Linked DNA regions of Homo sapiens: region 2 is linked to region 1. A link is a loop called in an ENCODE intact Hi-C map of the cell type or tissue named here. Cell type or tissue: breast epithelium. All regions are shown on one strand.

Region 1 (8,000 bases):
TGGGAAGGGTGTCCAGATGTGGAAGAGGCATTGACTAGGAAAGGAAGAGGGGGCACATACCAGAAGGGTCTCCCCTGAGAACAAGCAGCTTGACAAGTGGGCGAGGAGGGGCTGGTGGGAGGCAGAGGCCTGAGGCCTCAGAGAGGATGCTCCCGTGCTACAGTGAGGGGGAGCCTAGGATCTGGGGCCATTGCCCAGGACTGGTGCCCAAGGGACACTTTTCTCCCCCAACTCTATAGTGCCTGGCTTACTCTGCTTCTGGCCAGGGAATATCACCCCTCCTGGTTTGGCTCCTTCTCAGCCCTCGGGAAGCCAAAGGACACTTGAAGCCAGCCCTGAATGCAGAGCCCCAAAGCATGAGCTTCTCCATGGGACAACTGTTGGTAGGAGCCTCCAGCATTAGGGCAGGGGCCCTGCCTACCTGAGTCAGCGCCAGGCCTCTCGGGGTGGAGGCTGTCTTCCGGGCAAGCCTGACAACACACCTAGGCCGAGTCTGAGATCCCAGGCGGAAGGGGCCTGACAGGCCCAGTGGATGCAAAACTATCTTTTTATTTTCTCCTCCATGTCCTGCCTTCTCTCTTCCTCTCAGTAGCAGACCCCAAAGCTGTTTCAGCCCTACTTCTGAATCAGGCCTGCTTAGTAACTACTTGGTTTGCCTTTTGGTTCCAAATAACTGCCTTGCAGGGTGACCCCTTATTCTTTCTAAAGGCTACTTGAGAGCCATAGGGTCTACTCTTGACAGACCTCCTCCATCCTTTAGGGCCTGTCTAGAGTATGATATAGGCCAGAGCTTTGGGAGTGCCTGGTGTGCCACGTCTTACTATAAGCAGGGAGGATGGTGGTAGAGGGGAGAGCGTGGCTTTTGCCAGGTCCTATTGAGTTGGCCCAGCAGGGCAGCTAATCCTCAGCCTGCCATCCTGTTGGTGAGACCCAGGGCCAAGCTGAATGGTGCAGCCAGAACCAAAAAAGAGAAACTCTCTCTCCATATTAGCCACTGCATACTCTTACCTCTTTATCCTTCAGGGAAGAAGCTAGGTGAGGAAGTTGCCTCACTTGGGGCCTTGGCCCAAGAAGCATTTCTGTTGGAGACTCTCTCCTCTCTTTTCCCTTTTTCTTTTCTCTGCTTCCTTCCAGTGGCTTGCCTCCTTACCCTGGCTCACATCCCTGCTGTGGGAAACATCTTACAGCATAGAAGAAGGGGTGCAGGGGTAAGTAAGGGAAGGATTGAGCACTTGGAGTCCTCTGAGTTGGATGGTTCAGTCCCGAAAAGGGGGTTGGTGACTTTGGAGCAGGGGATCAAAGAGCAAGCACCAGTGCTTGTTGCTTCTCTGGCTCCTGAACAAGCAGAACCTCCTCTCTTTCCCTGTCCTGGATACCCAGCGTGGGACCAGCCCTTCACAGCCACCCTGTCTTGAGTTCCTGACTCTCCTCCTTCCCTCTTTTGAAGGCTAGAGGTGCTGGTGTCGGCTAGCAACAGGTTGAGGGAGTGTGGCATTTCACCAGGTCTGGAGGAGAGCGGGCACTCAACCTGGCCCCTTCTGCGGAAAGGCCCGTAGCATCTCTTGTCAGCCTTCAGCTGAGCTGTAGCTGGCTTAGCGGGCTCAACTTCGATTTGGAAGGTTGTTTTGACAGTGAGACTTCTGGATTGGCAGACAGTAGTATTTGGGGACATAATGATTGCTCTTATTGAACATCGGATAAGGCATTTTACATGTGCTCTTTCATCTACCTGTGTAAAGTAGGGAATGTTTATTGCCACTTTACAGATAAGGAAATTAAAGCTTGTACGTGGGGGAGCCAGGGCTTGAACCTGATTCTGTTGGACTGCAGAGTTCCTCGGGATCCTCCCTGGCACAGATGTCTGGCAGTATTGGCCACTGGTCGTTTTTTGGGTAGTTCTCTTCCCCATTTGTAATAGTCTCACCTCCTTCTTGACAATGTTGATGTTACACTTGTTTTATTTTGGGGCTTTTTGTGTTTGTTTGTGTGTGTGTGTGTGTTTTCCTTTTTGTGAATGGGGGTCTCACTGTATTGCCTTTTTAAATATATTCTTTTTTTTTTTTCCTTTTTGTGAACAGCAGGTCTTGAACTCTTGGGCTCAAGCTATCCTCCTGCCTCTGCCTCCCTAAGTGCTGCCTGTAAAGGCATGAGCCACTGTGCCTGGCTTGATGATGTTGATGATAATAATAAAGTTAATATGTGCTGAGTAGGTGACAGATTTAGGATTTGAAACCTGGCAGCTTATCTCCGACATCTACAGTCTTAACCAGAAAGGAAGAGAATGAATGGTACAATCTTGCTTGTGGTTGTTAAGCTCCTTGAGGCCCACTTGTGCAGCAGGGCCAGGCAGGGAATGCTGACCTGCTGTGCCACACAGACCAGCCCCTCGGTTCACCAAGAGGGATGGGCAGAGCAGAGCTCAGGATGGGCATGGGATGCCCAGATTTGGTCTCAGTTGGCAAAAGGCCCAAGTCTGCAGGTAGATGCTAAATCCCTGGTCTGGATTTTGAGAACTTAGAGACCGTCACACTTCCTGCTGCCTTGGGCTTATATCCTCGGAGAAACAGGGAGTGACAACAAACTTAGAAGGTGAACTAGAGGTTGCCAAGGAAACTTTCCCACCCATCTTCCTCTCGTAGGAGTTGGGGCAGAAGGAAGGTTTTTTCCTGTTCATTGCCCGTTAGGCAGATGGGTAGGGTTGGAGGCAGTCTAGCAGCACTGAAAGGGAGGATGGGGCTGAGAAAAAGGTAGCCTGAGGAGACCAGGCTTTCAGTACCCTGCTGGACAGGGCTAGGGTACCCTTCAGGAGGCTGGCCCAATCAGGTGCCAGCAGGGCCTAGAAATGCCCTTCTCTCCAAGGGGTGTGAACCCTAGAGTTCCTTTGGAAGGGAAAAAAGCAGGTATTTAAAAATCCACTTGTCTTGCAGACACTGTTTGAGGACCAACCAGGCTTAGGTGAGCTACAGGGTGCGTGGAGAACAGAGCACCAGAGAGCTCTGTGGGCTGGAATGAGCAGACAATAAGAGCTGGGGGGCTTCATGGAGATGCAAAGGTTGATGAGGAAGAGAGAAGGAAGTTAAAAGGGCCTCTTCTGGGATGTGAGGAGCCTCCCCCTTCAAACATCTACCAAATGCATGGGATCTTCCTCCTCCAAGGTCCAACCCCATGTGTTTCTGGGATCTGGTCAAACAGCTCACCAAAAGACAGCCTGCAGCTACCATGCAAAGGCCCTACGTGGGCACAGTGAAGAAGGGGAAATGTCAGAATCAGGATACTGTACTTAACTTGCTGCTGTCGTTTCTGCCTGAAAAGCATCTGGTTGAGCTAGCAAGCTTCTTGTCTAGGAATGCTGGACAGTTCCTTGGGTAGTAGCAAGTCATTCTTTTTTTCTCTGTGGTTTTTGAGTGCTTCACGTACAGCCAGCAGGGGCCATGAAAGGAAGAACTTTCACTCACACTCCTCTGGTCACCCTGCTGCCCTCCAGACTGTTTCCTTGAAGTTTCCAAGGCAGCTCTGGATGGTTCTGGGATGAGGCTCTGGCCTCATATGCTTTGTTGCAGTATGCTGGAGCGATCGCTCCAGATGTTCTTTGTGAGATGTAAACCAGGGCGCTAATCAGGAGTTAGACCAGACTCTGCATTTTTTTTTTTTTTTTTTGAGACAGGGTCTCGCTCTATCACCCAGGCTGGAGTACAATGGCATGATCATGGCTCACTGCAGCCTCGAACTCCTCCTGGGTTCAAGCGATCCTCCCGCCTCATCCTCCAGAGCAGCTGGGACTATAGGTGCATGCCACCACACCCAGTTGATTTCTTAATTTTTTTTTTTTTTTTTTTTTGAGACGGAGTTTCACTCTTGTTGCCCAGGCTGGAGTGCAGTGGTGCGATCTCAGCTCACTGTAACCTCCTCCTCCTGGGTTCAAGCAATTCTCCTGCCTCAGCCTCCCTAGTAGCTGGGATTACAGGCACCTGTAATCCACCATGCCCAGCTAATTTTTTGTATTTTTAGTAGAGACAAGGTTTTACTATGTTGGCCAGGCTGGTCTCGAACTCCTGACCTCAAGCAATCCACCTGCCTCAACCTCCCAAGATTTCTTAATTTCTTAATTTTTTGTAGAGACAGAGTCTCCCTATGTTGCCCAGGCTCGTCTCAAGCTCCTGGCCTCAAGTGATCCTCCTGCCTCAGCCTCCTAAAGTGCTGGGATTTAGGCATGAGCTACCTTGCCTGGCCTAGACTCTGAACAGTTTTAGTGAGATACCATAAGTTTATCCAAGTTTCTTCTGTGTTGTAGCATATATTCTTTTTTACTGCCAACCAATATTCCCCGGTAAGGATATGCTACGTTTGTCTATCCGTTCATCCAGCTGATGGGCATTTGAATTGTTTCCACTTTTTGACTATTATGGATTATGGTGCTGTGAACCTTGGTTACAGGTTTTTTGTGGATTTCTGTTTTCATTTCTCTTTTGTATATACTGAGGAGCGGAATTGCTGGCTCATATAGTCTGTGTTTAGCACTTTGAGGAATGTACACGTCTTCACATAGATGTATGTTTTTTGTCTAGACCATACCCTTTTTGTACAGGTTGAACATCCGTAATCCAAAAGCCAAAATGCTCCAAAATCTAAACTTTTTGAGTGCCAGCATGATGCCACAAGTGGAAAATTCTACACGTAACCCCATATGACAGGTTATAAGCAAAATTCAATCACTTTATTTCATGCACAAAATTATTTTAAAATGTCATGAAATTACCTTCAGGCCATGTATATAATGTACACATGAAAAATAAATGTTTAGACTTGGGTCCCATCCCTGAGATATCTGATTATGTATATGCAAATATTCCAAAATCCAAAACAATTTAAAATCTGCCACGTTTCTGGTCCTAAGCATTTTGGATAAAGGATATTCAACCCGTATTATGTTTATATGCCTCTTCAGTGCTGGTAGTTGTAGCTTCTGCTTCCTCATCCCCTCATTTGAGCCGGGTGGCAGAGCAGGGCAGACTGCTGCCTTGCTCAGACCTAATCGTTCAGTTCTTTCATTGTACAAGTATTCATTGAGCAGCAAACATAAGCCAGTCTCTCTAAGTGCTGGGATGTATCAGTGAATAAAGAATATATGCCTGCTTTCATGTGCTTCCATTTTTACTGGGGGAGATGGCAAATAAATGTAAAGTGATAAATAACAAAGGTTCAGTGGGGCATTCGTAGTTCAGCGGCAGAAATTTCGTCTCCTACGCGGGAGACTCGGGTTCGACTTCGGCCATGCAGTCCTTCCATGCAGGAAGGGCTACTACGTTTCTACCCAACAAAGTTATTATGGCTGGGCGCAGTGGCTCACGCCTGTAATTCCAGCACTTTGGGAGGCCAAGGCGGGCGGATCACCTGAGATCAGGAGTTTGAGACCAGCCTGACCAACATGGAGAAACCCTATCTCTATTGAAAATACAAAATTAGCCAGGCGTGGTGGCGCATGACTGTAATCCCAGCTACTCGGGAGGCTGAGGTGGGAGAATTGCTTGAACCCGGGAGGTGGAGGTTGCGGTGAGCTGAGATCGCACCATTGCACTCCAGCCTGGGCAACAAGAGTAAAGCTCTGTCTCAAAAAAATAAATAAATAAAAAATAAAGGTTCATGTAAGTTTTGGGTGGCGATGAGGGCGTTGAAGCAGTTATGACCATGTAGCTACCATGACTTTGAGATGCAGTCTTCTCGCAGTGTGCACAGGCAGCATGGAGGGAGGCAGGGTACCGGCTCTCCCTCCTGAACCAGACGAGCTGTTGTGTTGCCAATGGAGGTTCAGGGAGCCAGTGATGGGACAGCTCTGCTCCTGAGCTTTGCCACCCACAGGACCTGGGCACTGGACCTTATGATGTGCTTCTCTGGAGTGAAGACTGGCTGTCACCTCAGCCCCCTCTCCTTTCTTCTGCTGCCATATCATTCTTCACATGCCTACCAGCCCCCTGGAATCTGCCCCTGCACCCTCATCCCTTATATATTTTGCAGAGAGCGTTTAGAGGACTGGAAGTGTGGCATGTAATGGTATCTCTGTTTCCACCCCGCAGCCCACCTTGGGACACCTTGACTCCAAGCCCAGCAGTAAGTCCAACATGATTCGGGGCCGCAACTCAGCCACCTCTGCTGATGAGCAGCCCCACATTGGAAACTACCGGCTCCTCAAGACCATTGGCAAGGGTAATTTTGCCAAGGTGAAGTTGGCCCGACACATCCTGACTGGGAAAGAGGTGAGCACTGGGACTGGGGACATGGCAGCACCTCCCAGCCCTGTTGACACTCCAGCAGGTGGTGATGGGACTACTACTGCAGCCAACCTCTTGTTTATCCGGCAGAAATGAGATCTGAGATATAGGGGTGCAAAAAGCTGTGGGATGAAAAGGAGTAAGAAATATAAAGGAGGAAGTAGATTGGAATCCTGGGTTTCGCTGGTCAGAGAAGTGATTTGGGGCCTTTTTGTCTCATCCTCAGGTAGCTGTGAAGATCATTGACAAGACTCAACTGAACTCCTCCAGCCTCCAGAAAGTAAGCACATGGCACCTCCTGTCCCTTTTTTTTTTTTTTTTTTTTTTTTTTTTGAGTCAGAGCCTCACTCTTGTCGCCCAGGCTGGAGTGCAATGGTGTGATCTCGGCTCACTGCAACCTCCGCCTTTTGGTTTCAAGCGATTCTCCCGCCTCAGCCTCCCGAGTAGCTGGGATTATAGGCACCCGCCACCACACCTGGCTAAGTTTTGTATTTTTAGTAGAGATGGGGTTTCACCATGGTAGCCAGGCTGGTCTCGAACTCCTGACCTCAAGTGATCCGCTCGCCTCGGCCTCCCAAAGTGCTAGGATTATAGGCGTGAACCACTGCCCCCAGCCCACCTGTCCCTTTCTAAATCTCTCTTCTGGGGTCAATGATCTACTGACCCCATTTAGACCTTCTCTTGAATTCCTAGTTTAAATTTTCTGGCCATTTCGCTCACCGTCCCCCAACCATTCCCTCCCATGGCTCTGCTACCTTCGGGGCTTTGGTTGGATCATCTGTGGTGACTCCTCCTGAGTGGGCTTCCTGGCCATAGGCACTGGCTCTTGTGAAGTCTTTCTGTTCATTCCCAGCCACTTGGCCTACCTGTCTGACCTACTTCCTGCATCTTGTTATCTTCTGGCTTGTGGCCAGCCCTATGCAAAAACACATGTTTGTAGCCACTACTAGAAACACGTGCAGCTACTTCAAGATCTGGAATGATACAGGGGAGTGGCTTTAGAAATACAAGAATAAGAGGAAGCAGGGAACCTGCCGGTGGGTTCTGTGCCAGCTACCTTTTAGAGAATGAGCTCCAGCTCAAATTTTCTGAACAAAACCTAGTTCTGTTCATCTTGTGGCAAATCAGATATTTTCTCCATAAGCATATTGTGGCAGTTGAGTTAGGAGAAGGCATGATTCGTGCTAACAGAGTCAGATAGTGATACTGGGAACCTTAGGAGTAAGGGCTGAGGATTGTTGTTGAGGGCGATGCTCATGGAATTAGAGTGGATGAGTTGTTCTCCGGACATGCAAATAGCCAGAACCAAGGTGTTTCCTATTTATTGTTACCCCTGGGATCCCTTCAAGGGTTCTTCAGTTCAGTAGAAACATTGTTGTCATCATCAGGGTGTCTCTGCTTGAAGCTTTCCAGGAGGAAGGGAAAAAGGGCTGCTTATGACATCCTGGCTCCAGCCCCACAGAAGAAGTCAGCGTGGGGTAGGCCATTTGGCCTTGGGAGCAGTCTAGCCTGCCATCGTAATAATCGCCAGTCCACCAAGCCATCTTATTCCTGACCTTGTTTTTCTCCCTAATTCTTCTTGGTTTTCTCCCTAATTCTTCCTGACTCTCTGGAAGGCACCAACACCAGACAAATAGAGCCATTTTCAAAACCTTTTGAGACTCTTTGTTACTAAAGCCAGTCTGATTCTGGCCAAAAATGTGATCTCAGCAATGATCCCTGAAAAATGAACAT
Region 2 (8,000 bases), 59 kb after region 1:
AGTGCTGGGATTACAGGTGTGAGCCACCGCGCCTGGCCTGATGTCTCTTCAGGACTGATTATTCTCTCTGCAAAGAATCATTGAGCTGAAACAAACTTGGAAAATTATCTAGGCTGACACTCACATTTAATGCATGGGAAACTGAGGCCCAGAGAGTCAAATGAGCTTTCTGAGTTTATGGAGTTTCCCCTGACAGCTGAGGGGCTTTTAATTTCCAATCTAGTGCTCTTTCCCTGAGTATACAGTATAATTGTTAAAAGCCAATTCCTGGCTATTTGGCCCTGAACAAATTACTTTTCTTCTTTAAAAAGAAAAATATTTGCTGGGCGTGGTGGCTCACGCCTGTAATCTCAGCACTTTGGGAGGCCGAGGTGGGCGGATCACGAGGTCAGGAGATCGAGACCATCCTGGCTAACACGGTAAAACCCCGTCTCTACTAAAAATATAAAAAATTAGCCAGGCATGGTGGCGGGCACCTGTAGTCTCAGCTACTCGGGAGGCTGAGGCAGGAGAATGGCGTGAACCCGGGAGGCGGAGCTTGCAGTGAGCCAAGATTGCGCCATTGCACTCCAGCCTGGGCAACAGAGCAAGACTCCATCTCAAAAAAATGTATATATTTTTTGGTAGAGAAGGGGTCTTGCCTATGTTGCCCGGGCTGGTCTCAAACTGCTGTCCTCAAGTGATCCTCCCACCTCGGCCTCCTAAAGTGCTGTGCCCAGCTGACCCTGAACAAATTACTTAACCTTTCTGTTCCTCAATTTTCTATTTAAAAATGGGCCTGGGCCAGGTGTGGTGGCTCATACCTGTAATCCCAGCACTTTGGGAGGCTGAGGTTGGAAGGATCGTTTGTGCCCAGGAGTCCAAGACCAGTCCTGGCGACATAGGAAGACCCTGTCTCTACAAAAAAAAAATTTTTTTAATTAGCTGGGCATGGTGGCACATGCCTGTATTCCCAGCTACTGAGAAGGCTGATGTGGGAGAATTGCTTGAGCCTGGGAGATGCAGGCTGCAGTGAGCCATGGTAGCAGCATTGCACTCTAGCCTGGGTGACAGCAAGATCCTGTCTCAAAACAAAACAAAAACCCAAAAACCAAAAATGGTTCTAATAATAGTACCTTTCTCATGGACTTGTCAGGAGGATAAGATGTAAAGTGTTAGTTCCTGCAGCATAATAAAAGCTAGATAAGTGTTTGCTGTTATTTTATTTTAAAATTTTATTTTAGATTCGCGGGGTACATGTGCAGCTGTGTAGTGGTGGGGTTGGGCATCTAGTGTACCCATCACCCAAATAGTAATCATCGTACCCAATAGGTAAATTTTCAACCCTCACCCTGTTTGCTGTTACTATTACTGATCCAGTTAACTATAGGCTCTGGAGTGAAGGCCCCCTCACGTTTTTTTCTCGTTTTGGTTTCTAAAATAGGAAGTATAATCTGCCTTACCTGAGATGCTGTTGATGAGTTGTGCTTCCAGAATGTAACATCTTGGCTTGGGGATAAACTGGGGCTCTGGGGGATTGAATTGTAGCTGGGCTTCTTAATAACTCTACTTGGAGAAGTCACTCATATTCCTCAAGCCTCATTTTCTTACCTGTCAAATAGGATGATGATGCCAAACTTGCAAGCTGTTTTTTTTTTTTTTTTTTTGAGATGGTGTCTTGCTCTGTCACCCAGGCTGGAGTGCAGTGGCGCCATCTCGGCTCACTGCAAGCTCAGCCTCCCGGATTCACGCCATTATCCTGCCTCAGCCTCCCGAGTAGCTGGGACTACAGGCACCCGCCACCACGCCCGGCTAATTTTTTGTATTTTTAGTAGAGATGGGGTTTCACCGTGTTAGCCAGGATGGTCTCGATCTCCTGACCTTGTGATCCGCCCGCCTCGGCCTCCCAAAGTGCTGGGATTACAGGTGTGAGCCACCGTGCCCAGCCAAACTTGGAAGGTTTTTTTTAAGGAAGAAAGAGAATATATGCAGCTCAGTAAGTAGCAGCTGGTATGAGGTTTTTTTTGTTTTTTTTTTTTTTTGAGACAGAGTCTCGCTCTGTGCCTAGGCTGGAGTGCAGTGGCACGATCTCGGCTCACTGCAGCCTCTGCCTCCTGGGTTCAAGTGATTCTCCTGCCTCTACCTCCTGAGTAGCTGGGACTGCAAGTACATGACATCACGCCCTGCTAATTTTTGTATTTTTAGTAAAGACGGAGTTTCGCCATGTTGGCCAGGCTGGTCCCGAACTCCTGACCTCAGGTGATCCACCTGCCTCAACCTCCCGAAGTGCTGAGATTGTAGGCGTGAGCCACTGCGCCCGGCCTGGAAAGTCTTTTGACATACTTTAGATATCCCATATTGTGATATCTCATAGTGTTTTCGTTTTTGTTTTTGAGACAGAGTCTCGCCCAGGCTGGAGTACAATGGCATGATCTTGGCTCACTGCAACCTCTGCCTCCCTGGTACAAGCAATTCTCCTGCCTCAGCCGCCGGAGTAGCTGGGATTACAGGCACCCCCCACCACGCCCGGCTAATTTTTTGTATTTTTATTAAAGATGGGGTTTCACTATGTTGGCCAGGCTAGTCTCGAACTCCTGACCTCATGATCCGCCCGCCTCGGCCTCCCAAAGTGCTGGGATTACAGGCGTGAGCCACTGTGCCCGGCCTCATAGTGTTTTCATATTCCGTATTCCCATTGACTTCCAGAAATGTGGAATAGCTCCAAAACAGGCATTGCCAGCCAAGTCTGGGCTCCTCTGGTGCCTTGAATTTTGTGTGGTTCCTGTGGTTGTGATCTTACTTTCATGTACTTTAATGGAGAATTCGTACCTGCAGGTGGGCTTTGGACATTTTATAGTTAAGATAGGTGCAGTGCTGTGTTTGGGCAGCTGTGATGGCTAAGTGGGTGATAAAGAAAGGAAGATGCTTCAGGGGCAGGGAGTTCTGAATTCATAAGGCTGAGTGTGGTGTGCCAGTCAGTAGAGGTGATGGGATTCCAGTGCGTACATCCTCTGGGGGTTGTGTCAAAGGTCACTGAAAGGTATTGATACGGGAGCTCTTTAAAGGCTTAGAGTTTGCTGACTCTAGTCCTTTCAGAATGTAGTGCTCTCTAGGGAATGTGATTTCACAGATCAGTCAAGGAGTTTAACTGTTTTTTACTTAAATTTCATTTAGAAACAGATACCTTAACACTTAGGCATTTGTGGGTTTAGAAAAACAGTGTTGGGCTGAAGCCTGCTTCACCCGGTTTTTTTTTGTTTGTTTGGAGACAGAGTTTCGCTCTCACTGCCCAGGCTGTAGTGCAATGGCACGATCTTGGCTCACTGCAACCTCCGCCTCCCAGGTTCAAGCGATTCTCCTGCCTCAGCCTCCCGAGTAGCTGGGATTACAGGCACCCACCACCATGCCCAGCTAATTTTTTTGTAGTTTTAGTACAGACGGGATTTCACCATGTTGGTCAGGCTAGTCTCGAACTCCTGACCTCAGGTGATCCATATGCCTTGGCATCCCAAAGTGCTGGGATTACAGGTGTGAGCCACCATTCCTGCCTCAATCTGTTTGATCAGCTGAGAGTATCCCCCCTGCTCAGATGAGGCAGGCAGGACTCCTGGGGCGGGGTGGGGCGTGTTGAGCCGTAGTCTTCTCGAAGGACCTAGGGTCACCCAGTGGTTTTGAAGGCGCAATTGGTAGATAAGAGGAATGGGGTCCCATGGGAGCCTAGTGAGGAGTCAGCTCAGAAATTACAGCAACAGGAAAAATGCCTAAGGGCAGGAACTAAATAACAGAAGACATGAGTGTTTATAACAAAGTACAGAAGAGACAGAAAAGGTAGAAAAAGAATAAAGAGAGAGCAGAGAGGGACAAGAAGTTTACAAAGTGCCGAGGCGGATTAGGACAGCTTGGGGAGGCAGGAAACGGGCCTTGTGGTTGGGGGGTGGGCCGTGTGGCCACAGTTGTTAATCTCAGCCTGAAAGACTTTGTTCCTGCACCTTCTCTAGTCATGCTGGGGCAGATACAGGGTTGGCTTTTCTCTGTGCAGTAACTGAGACTGGGCCTTCCTCCCTGTGATTCTGAGGGAGGAACAGCAGTGCCCTGGCAGGAGTGCTGTAACCAATTCCGTACACGTCCTGTCCTCTTCTCAGGTTGAATGTCTCCATTGAATGTAAGCGAGTGTCTGGACTGGAGCCAGCCACCGTGGATTGGGCCTTCGACCTGACCAAAACGAATATGCAAACCATGTAAGCTTGTCCCAACCAGGGGAGCCTAGTTCCTCTCGCAGCTTTCCCGTCTGACTGCTCCCAAATTCCCCAGGTATGAGCAGAGCGAGTGGGGCTGGAAGGACCGAGAGAAACGGGAGGAAATGACAGATGACCGAGCCTGGTACCTCATCGCGTGGGAAAACAGCTCCGTCCCTGTTGCCTTTTCTCACTTCCGGTTTGACGTGGAGTGTGGGGATGAAGTCCTGTACTGGTAGGAGCCATGGCTTGGGGGAGGTAGGGGAGAGAGACCCTGGCGATGTTCCAGGCACTCCAGCCAGGTGACAAAGCCCCTGGACCTACCTAGGTCTATGAGCTGCCAAGGACTGCAAGCTCCTCTGCCAGACCTTACAGCCTCTTCATGTCCCATCCTGCACGCTCACCTCTCTGCTTTCTTCACCTAGCTATGAAGTGCAGTTGGAAAGCAAGGTGCGGCGGAAAGGCCTGGGGAAGTTCCTCATACAGATCCTGCAGCTCATGGCCAACAGGTAAGGCCTCCCTTCTTAGGAGGCCCATATAGCACTCAGTTGGAAGGAGCTGTCACTGAGGCACTTGCCATTCTTTGAGCCTTGTTGGAGGAGGAGGCTCATAGGCATGTTTTGGGAGAAAGGTGTCTTAGAACCCTCTCAGTAAGATGCTCCCTGCCTTATTATGACTCCAGATTTTGTTTGTTTAGCTCAGTGCAGTGAACATCTTTTTTTTTTTTTTTTTTTTGAGACAGAGTTTCACTCTTGTTGCCCGGGCTGGAGTGCAATGGTGCCATCTTGGCTCACTGCAGCCTCCACGTACCGGGTTTAAGCAATTCTTCTGCTCAGCCTCCCAAGTGGCTGGGATTACAGGCGCGCACTGCCATGCCTGGCTAATTTTTGTATTTTTAGTAGAGACGGGGTTTCTCCATGTTAAGGCTGGTCTCGAACTCCTGACCTCAGGTGATCTACCTACCTCAGCCTCCCAAAGTGCTGGGATTACAGGCATGAGCCACCACACCTGGCCAGTGAGCATCTTTTGAGTTTCTAATCTCTGCCACCTTCTGTACCGAAGTAATGGTGCTACAGAGAGGAAGTGGGAAACATCCTTGCTCTGGAAGAAGCCAGTCTGGTCAGGGCCGATGCCTGTGCAGTCTGATCAGCCTGTGATGGGGGAAGCAGTGAGTGCTGTGTGGGGGTCCAAGACCTCCAGAGGCTAGAGGCCAAATTCAGGAACACTCGTGTGGGTGAAAGGGAGGTAACAGACAAAGGCAGAAAGGAAAGGAAGCATGACCTTAGTCTCTGTGTCTTTTCTTTTTTGAGACAGGGTCTCACCCTGTCACCCAGGCTGGAGTGCAGTGGTGTGATCGTATCTCACTGCAGCCTCTACCTCCCAGGCTCAAGTGATCCTCTAGCCTCAGCCTCTGGAGTAGCTGGGACTAAAGGCACATGCCACTATACTGGGCTGATTTTTTTAAATTTTTAAATGTTTTGTAGAAATGGGGTCCCACTATGTTTTCCAGGCTGGTCTCTAACTCCTGGGCTCAAATGATCCTCCCACCTTTGCCCCTCAAAGTGCTGGGATTACAGGTGCATGCCACCATGCCTGGCCATGTTTCTCTTTCTAAAAGGCGTTTGCTCTGCTTTCTTCCAGCACACAGATGAAGAAGGTTATGTTAACAGTATTTAAACACAATCATGGTGCCTACCAGTTCTTCAGAGAAGCGTTGCAGTAAGGAGCTGGGTGTGGGCCCTTCTGGGTGGTAGGTGGGCCTGCCCAGGGCCATTTTTCTGGTCCTGGCCCTCACTCATTCTGATGCCTGAGCTCATGGTCCAGTGGTCCATGGGGGTTCAGGTTCAGGGAGATGGTATGGCAGTGCTCTCTGATTTGGTCCACTGTCCACCTCCTGCACCCTCATCCTAAGGGTCTCATCAGTGTGGCTGGTAGAAGAGTTCTCGGGCCAGGGAGGAAGGCACTCAGCTGCCTGCCACCAACCCTTTTCTCCTGCCTGCCTTGCAGATTTGAAATTGATGACTCTTCCCCCAGCATGTCCGGTTGCTGTGGGGAGGATTGCTCCTATGAGATCCTGAGCCGGAGGACCAAGTTTGGGGACAGCCATCACTCCCACGCGGGTGGGCACTGTGGTGGCTGCTGCCACTGAACTCTCAGAGCCACTTTCAAGTCACAATGCTCTCTCCTAAGGCCTTTCCTCTTTCCTGGTCTCACTGTTCACCGGGTGTCCTCAGAGCTGTGGCCTCCCCAGCCCTGCACGTGCCAGGCTGCGCCCTGAGAGCACAGAACCCTGGGGAGAAGTGGTATCAGCTGCTCCTCCTCTCCTAGGAGACCAGAGTGCTAGAAGGGAATGAAAGGGAGAGGGAAGAGTAGGTGGGGCCGGGCAGTGAAGCTCATCCTCCACAGTGGCTGCCTCCTCATTTGGCTCCTGGGGCCTGCAGTGGAGGTTCTCGCACCTCTGCAGCCCCTAGATTCCTGGCAACCTCCCCTCCCCTGACACATACACACTTGGACAAATGGAATGTTTATGTCCACCTTTATGAAAGTTCTGGAGTCCTGGGTCTGGGGTTTGCTGGTCCCCAAAGAGGAACACACTGGGTGTAAGATCTGGGTGTAGAGGGCGGCTTCAGAGAGACTCACGCTTGCGCAGTTGGAATTGCTGTTAACGGAGACTGGGAAGATCTTTTGTGCCAAGATGCAGGGAAATGAAGAAAGCTCTTTCCAGCTGTTTTTATGGATTCATGGAGTGGGCTCATGTTGGGACCAGCTGACTCTGGGAGGAAGACTGCCTCTCCATCGCTGTCAGAGAGCCTGAAAGGACCAACAATGAGGTGTTCTTGGGACCCGCCATGGGGATGATTGCTTCTCTAGGCTCCTGGATGTTGCTGCATTCTAAGCTTAACCTCCTGGTCTCATGGCAGTGACTTGAGCTTTTGATTCATAGAAGAAAGCCAGAGGTTCTGCTTGTTCTTGTCTGCCAGCCCTCGTCGTTCTTTCTCCTCTGCCTCTCACCTCTACCCCAAATACCTCTGTTCTTAGTCTCAAGGGGAGAATAACATCAGGGAGCCCCTCATCTTCCCCAGAAGGACTTCTCGTTCCTCATGTAGTTAACTCCATTGATTTTCCTATCTTGGTGCTGATAGCTCTCTAAGGGTAGGGCACACCTCCCCACAGCCACCCTCCCTCTTCAGAGAGCCCCCAGCCAGCAGCAGGCCCCTCTGCCTGCACTCCTCAGGCTTGCCCCTCGCTGCCTCAGTGAGGCACTAGTGCCACTGCCGTGGCCCAGCCGGGCCATAGCTCAGGCTGCAGCAGAAATGCCTCTCAGTGGCCAACAGTTGCTTTTCTCTCTGGTGTCACCCTGTGGCAACAGGCTGGAGCAGGGGAAGGAGAAAGCCTTCCTCTTCTCTCATAGGATAGAAAGGCAGGCTCAGAACTAATGCTCATCCTGATCTCTAGGCCTTGTTCCTCTTCCAGGGAAGAAAAGCCAAATCCTTATCAAGGAAAAAGCACCTAACAGCTCCCTTTGGATATCCCTGAGCTCTGCTGTGGGGAGTATCATAAAGGTTCTAGCCTTCGTGAAGTTGTTCTCGTGGAGGTCTGTTGGTCCCTCTGACCTCAGCATCTGCTCACATCCCACCCTCTGCCCAACTCTGGCAGTCTCTCCTGGCAGATCTCCCCAGAGTGGTCCTTGCTTCTCACCTGGATTCCTGCTTGTGCAGGAGCCTGTGTACACAGGGCCTCCCTCACCCAGCCTGGCCCCTCTGCTGAGCACTTTGCGCTGCTCTT

Evidence for each region. A loop is a pair of places that touch in the nucleus more often than their neighbours do. Peaks named below come from ENCODE experiments on the same cell type or tissue, not always from the same donor. Only the 100,000 strongest peaks of a DNase experiment are listed, where the experiment ranks them.
Region 2: it touches region 1 in a loop (13-fold over the local background); 12 of 110 quality-filtered maps call a loop at or near these places.

Annotation. Positions count from the first base shown.
Region 1 is chr11:63,889,088-63,897,087 of GRCh38, forward strand. It overlaps MARK2 (microtubule affinity regulating kinase 2), which reads left to right. Exons shown (of 19, transcript NM_001039469.3): 2 at 6,072-6,251; 3 at 6,493-6,546. It also overlaps the pseudogene TRR-CCT9-1. Among named protein-coding and RNA genes, the nearest start is that of RCOR2, 24 kb to the right of the region's middle. In breast epithelium, no CTCF peak of the experiment used is centred here; no DNase peak of the experiment used is centred here; H3K4me3 peaks cover 588 bases; H3K27ac peaks cover 2,360 bases.
Region 2 is chr11:63,948,117-63,956,116 of GRCh38, forward strand. It overlaps NAA40 (N-alpha-acetyltransferase 40, NatD catalytic subunit), which reads left to right. Exons shown (of 8, transcript NM_024771.4): 4 at 4,122-4,217; 5 at 4,291-4,449; 6 at 4,640-4,723; 7 at 5,856-5,933; 8 at 6,222-8,000. The coding sequence ends at 6,363. Among named protein-coding and RNA genes, the nearest start is that of NAA40, 13 kb to the left of the region's middle. In breast epithelium, no CTCF peak of the experiment used is centred here; a DNase peak (open chromatin) is centred at 4,175; H3K4me3 peaks cover 528 bases; H3K27ac peaks cover 1,501 bases.